Regions from separate parts of the Mus musculus genome. Here region 2 is linked to region 1. Evidence: chromatin contacts called from ENCODE Hi-C or POLR2A ChIA-PET data. All regions are on one chromosome and are shown on one strand. The core of a region is the stretch at or near the end of the contact, and the rest is flanking DNA. Distances in the headings are between cores, read along the strand shown. Region 1 has its middle 38 kb from the start of Gm40660. Region 2 has its middle 77 kb from the start of Pitrm1.

Region 1 (3,133 bases), core at 134-2,633:
AGCAAAGCAAGCCAGCAATTTTCATTTTAAAAAAGAAAACTATAAAGAAGAATGTCTAAAGGGAGCTTTATTAAACATCTCTCTTAATAAACTTTTATATCTGTTTGATTTTTGTCCTTACATAATGGATTTTACATGACCAAATAATGATTAATCTTTCTTCCACTCCATGCCCACATCTGTTAGACTGAAGATGAAAGAAAAAAAAGAGCAAATCTTAGCTAAATTTGCAAATCTCATCACCAATTATATTTTATTTCCACAGCCCTTTCCCTTTTCCAATCTATCTTAAATGCATGTTTATATTTAACACATACATATATATGAATTTCCATATTTCACATATAAACACTTTATATATTTTTAACATATATAATAATGTACACACATTTAAATAAATATGTGCACATACATAGAGACACACATATACACACATACACACACAAACACACACATCATATTTGCACATACATAAATACATACAAACATACTTACACATACACACACACACATACACACAAATACAGACACATACACAGATAAACCTACACATATATACATATACGAACACACATACACACATGCACACATACACATACAAACACAAACAAACACACATATATTATACTTACACACAAACATACACATACACAGGTATATGTAAACATATGCACACACAAACACACATACACACATTCACACACACATATACATACATATATATGTGCACATATATACACAAAACCACACTCATACGCACAGATACATACACAAACACACACACATATAGAAACATATACACATATGCACACACAAACACACACATATATACCAACATACACACACAAATACACACACGCAAACACAATTATACACACACAAATACACTCATTCAGACAGATATACATACAGAAACACACACACAAACACAATTAGACACACACACACACCTCCTCAGCATTTCCTAACACTTTCACTGTCACTATTGCTATCCAAGGCATCTGAAGCCCTATGTTAGGCACCAGAAAACACCCCCATTTGGTTTCTGTACTTCAGTCTCACTCTACTGGTCAGAGCCATTTTAACTTCTGAGACAGAAGTTAAATAACTCCAGCTCCATGTTAAAAGTGCTGCACTCCTCTTTCATGGGAGACTCATTGTTTTACTTAATGCCCTGCATGATCTCAGCACTATTTTCTTTCTCTGTATTTCCCTGCCTTCTTCTGATCTTGCTTTGCAGCAGGTGCACTGTGGTCCTGGTACCTTATGGCATTCTTCACTGGTTTCTTGTGTTATCTACTCTGCATTAATCCCAAACAGTGCTCTCTGGTCTGCTCCAGCCTCCATACTAGCAGAGCAAATTCTCTGATAAAAGGTATACGTAATCCAAAGTGGCTAACTTTCCTCTTAGCACCTATCTATATCTCTGCTCAGTTTTCTCTTTTTGCTGAATCATCATCTGATGTATCAAGTGTGTGTTTACCTCTTTCACTCTCATATTCCTCATGCTAGACAGAAAGCTTCATGAGGCCATGGTAGAGTGCCTTTGTCTTTACTTCATTTCTGTTATTTTTTGACACAAAATCATCCATTGAATATGTTACTTATGTGACAACAACAAAACACATAAAAGGAACATGGCCATAACATAGTTACTCACATTTTAATGTATTTTCATCTTTGTTCATGAACAACATCTTTTTATAATCATCTTTTATTGTTCAATTTTCCTATTTTGAATGTTATATTGCCTTTGTAAAATGAACTGGGGAAGTCTTTTATCTTTTTTCCCCTAAGGCCTGAAATAATTTAACTTTGAACAGCTCTCTTTCTTAAAGGTTATATAAAATGCATGTTACATAAACCTCAGCTGGGTGGCCATCTGTTCCCACTGCCTTTTTCAATGATAGATCTTTAAGCATCTTTTTCTAAACTCTTTTATGGTAACTGGTGTATTTAAGTTTCCCCTTTCTTCTTGGGTGAATTTTGGCAATCCATATTTTTCTGGGAAATAATCCATTTCCTCTAGACTTTCAAATGTCTCGTCAGAAAGTTTTGTATATATTTTTATGACTGCCTCAATCACTTCAAAATTTATGCTTTTTTTCTGTTTCTTTCAATCTCGAATCATGTTTTAAAAATCATTTCTCTCTTTTTCTTGAATGAGCTAACACATCATTAGTACTCTACTGTTAAATTTAATTTTATTTATGATGACCACCATGGAGAACAAAGTATGTGGATAAAGAAACCAGAACAATACGCAGTCTGTTGGTGAATTTATGAAATGCTATGTCTGAAGAGGAAAACAGTATTATTGGGTCTTAAAAATTTGAAAAAAGAACTACCATATGATCCAGAAATTTCAGTTCTGAGAATGTACAGTCTCTGAGAGATATCTTTATACCTGTGTTGATAGTATAATTACTCATAGCAATTAAAACATGGAGGAAACCCAATACTTAAATAGTAATAAACAAATAAGCAAACCATGTGGCACACATAGAGAATGGAAAGTTGTTTAGCTAGATTGAGGTAATTCTGATGCTTGATACAATATGTATCAACTTTGAGAACATTATGTTGAGTAAAACAAGCCAGTAATAAATCAACAAATATTATTTTATTCACTTATGAGATACCTCCAGTAGTCATATATGTAGAAAATAGGATGGTGGTTACCAAGAACTAAAAATAGAAGATACAGACATGTCTGAAGATGACATGTCTTCAGTTTTAAAAAATTGAAAAGTTATAGAGACAGATGTTGCTGATCATGTAGCAGATTGCCAATATGATAAGTATCACCGAGTCATATATTTTTCAATGGATTGAATGCTGAATTTAATGTGGGTTTTATTTTTAATAAAACATTCATAAACATATTAAACTGATACAAAATTGTGTTTCCCTTTAAAGATATTAGTTTTGCTGCACAATAATTTCAGCCATGTTTATCAGTTTATAATCATTATTTGCTTTTCATTGGAATTATTTCCTATATATTTTTTGTTTGTATATAATTTTATTAGGTATTTTCTTCATTTACATTTCCAATGCTATCCCAAAAGTCCCCCATACCCTCCAGCACCCCACTGCCCTACCCACCCACTCCTACTTTTGGCCGTGGCAT
Region 2 (3,063 bases), core at 515-3,014, 980 kb before region 1:
CCAACATGTGCAATATGTAGACAGGAGGATCAGAAGTCCACTGTTATTCTTAGCTACATATCGAGGTCAATGCACACCTATGCTACACAAGACCTAGTATTAAAAAATGGATACAGACCATACTGTGCTCTCCTGTTCTAGCATTAAAAAAGAATTCCTCTGCTCCAAAGACAGTCTCTCATCAGGCAAGATGGTGATATCTTAGTTCCACAATGCAAAATCACCCACTGCACTATCATCATCTTGCATTTTTGAAAGATTTATTTGTTTTTACCCTATGTGTGCTGGTGTTTTGCCTTCACGTGTGTCTGTGCACCTTGTGCATGCAGCACCCAAAGTTGCCAGAACTAAAGTTGTGAGTCACCGTGTGGGTGCTCAGAATTGAACCCAGGTCCTCAGAAGGAGTAAGTAGCCAGCGCTCTCAACCACTGAGCCATTCCTCCAACCTCATAACTGTGATTTTAGTGAGAGATTAAGGAGAAAGGGATCAATCCAACCAACAGAAGAGTATGCACACATGTTTATTAATGATTCACTTATAATCCACATCTTTGCGGTCTGTGTTTGTGCGGGGAACATGCACATGACTCTTCCCACTGAGAATTCCTTATCACAAAGTCCTGCTTTCAGAATATGAAGAGCTATTAGGCCTCTTCTGTGTCTCGTGTTAGCTTTTTTTTTTCAGGATGCAGAGAAATGATGGCAGTACCCACTAGTTAGTTCATCATGCAAGGGTGTAGGCAGAAAGTCCCTGTGAAATGAAGGATGTTCAATTAATAATTCCCACGTTATAGTTGGCTTCATTAGGAAGTTATTACATAAAGAATGGAAGTTCATTTAAAGTTAAATACACACACACACACACACACATAATTTTATGCATAGGGCTCTGGGCTCCTTCCCTAGCACCGTGTGAACAAGGTTGTAATCCAAAGTTGCAAGGGAGTACGGAAGGAGCAGAAGTTAAAAGGCCTCCATGCTATATAATGAGTTTGAGGCTAGCCTGGGATATATGAGACACCACCTCAAAACAAAAGAAAGAACTTCTTGGTTGCCGTGACAACTCATAAACTCCTGGGGATAGGAAATCCATTTTGTCTGATGACCCAGGGAGCTTATCGCAGAGAGGATTTTGGATCAGGTTCATTGAGGTCAAGTGTTCTCAAGAACTTCAGATGCTCAAGGATTTATTTTATTTTACTATCTGCATATATTCGGGAAGACTCTAACACAAGGCAACGAAGTATTTACTAATGTTTTGAGTTCCTAGGAGCCAACCCTCATACTGGCATCCAACCAGGTAGAAGTGAAAGGATTGCATCTCGAGTAAGACACCACTAGGTGTCGCTACCTTCCTCTGAATGGGAGTCACCGAGGCCTCCTGCCATGCGGCTAAAATGAACTAGAGCAAAAATTGTGTTGATTTCAAGGAAAGCGTTCTTCTAATAATAATGAGATGGTAATTAGTAGGGGAAATGGCATAAAATTATTTCAGCATTTAGGAAAACTATGATTCTAAGCTACAGAATTTTTTATTTTTTGTTTGGAAGTTCATTCAGCGAATGTGCAAGAACTTCCGAGTTAATAGCATAGCCTTAATGAGGGAGGATCTCGTTTTTACCCCCTGTGGACAGAACCCTCGGATACTCTCCAGGGCAGTGTAAGGGTGATTTCTAATGGGTCTATAAGATTTCTAAAGGCTCCCACTTGGTCTAGCATAAGGACCCCATTCAATCCTCAGGTAGGCTGCAGGGCATATGGAGACTGACAAGCACTTAGCGGGCATGGACAGGACACCGGACACACCCCAGTCACCTCTCATGTAGCTGACCTCGATTTTACTGATCAGGTTGAAAACAAATTGTAACTTTTCCAAAGCCAAGTTCAAAGTCAAAGTAGATTTCGGAATGCAGGCTGTGTGTCTCTGGGATCCCCGCTGTTCGCATTATGCTTCATGTCTTCTGTGTTTGACCTTCAGTGGGCAACTATTAAGGGAGACAAAAAGGAACCAGAGGGCAGAAATAGAAGGGAACATTTCTTAGAAAACCCCTGAAAGAAAAGTAAACCAGACTAATGCTCTTCTTTTAATTTAGCCCTGTCGTTGCAGAGGTGAGAATTAGGATTTGCAAGGAGCCTCTTCTTTGAACCAATCCAAATAAAATGAAAAAGAGCTTGAGGCACGAGGCTGATGCTGTGTGACCTGAGAAAGTTGAGGCTGCTTCTTTGCATATGCAATGAGCAGCCAGGGTGTGAAAATAGACAGGATCGGGCCTCTCTTGGCTGCGGATTCCTAGCTGTGCCTCTAACACGTTCCTTTCATGCCTGCACCTCTTATACCATTATGCGGTTTGAGCCACATGCAGGAATAATGATTCAGCTTAGACTAGACACAAGGGCCAACCAGATTTGAGCTGATTTCTAAACCAAATCCCAGGTTTGGAAAATTACTAGTGTATGTCGCAGTTGCAATATATTAAGAACTTCTCTAAATGAACCACCATGAGTGGATGTGGTCTGACTCCCACCCTTGGGGTATCCACAGTAACCCTGCACAGTATGCGGAGAATTTCCCCTGTACTTTTCTTCTGCAGTGTGGCATTTGCTACAGGACCCTGCATTACCAGGAACCACAGCTCAGCATTCTTAAGAGAAATATTATTTGGTGTTTAGTGGAGCCCTAAATTAGTGATGCACCGTAGTGATTTTCATTTGGAATACCCTCGTTACCATGGCAATCATATCATGCCATGTTTCGTTGTCTTGGGTGTTTCTAGAAGCAATCCAGTCTCCGTAAACTCCTCATCATGTCGGAGACCCTGAATACTCCACGTTTATGCATGCTGACTGAAATCAGGCATATTAGAACCCCAGGGCCGAGAACACATCCAACTCTGTCATTATGTCAATTTCCTGCATATTGAGTAAGCATTAGCAGTCACATAAAGTAGACAATTAGTGAACTACAAATAGGAAATGCACAGGTCTTGGACAAATCTGTCTTTTGATATTCTAGGTATTTATGAGAGCTTAACAGCCTGCATAGTAAGCTGCCGACCTCAAGAC

What was found. Hi-C counts contacts between places; a loop is a spot of excess contacts on that map. ChIA-PET counts read pairs that join two places held with the same protein, here RNA polymerase II (POLR2A).
Region 2: a map of left cerebral cortex shows a loop between it and region 1 (10-fold over the local background). The contact joins two enhancer-like sites. A Hi-C loop is called at or near these places in 1 of 37 maps with a recorded cell type or tissue (left cerebral cortex). POLR2A ChIA-PET finds 5 or more read pairs at or near these places in 1 of 5 experiments (Patski).

Annotation. Positions count from the first base shown.
Region 1 is chr13:5,491,228-5,494,360 of GRCm38, reverse strand. No RefSeq gene overlaps it. Among named protein-coding and RNA genes, the nearest start is that of Gm40660, 38 kb to the right of the region's middle. Within about 2 kb of position 1,383, at least 1 of the 3 ENCODE cell types and tissues checked has a DNase peak (open chromatin) inside an H3K27ac peak, as active enhancers do; it is left cerebral cortex, where a contact is called at or near this core.
Region 2 is chr13:6,470,119-6,473,181 of GRCm38, reverse strand. No RefSeq gene overlaps it. Among named protein-coding and RNA genes, the nearest start is that of Pitrm1, 77 kb to the left of the region's middle. Within about 2 kb of position 1,764, at least 2 of the 3 ENCODE cell types and tissues checked have a DNase peak (open chromatin) inside an H3K27ac peak, as active enhancers do; they include left cerebral cortex, where a contact is called at or near this core.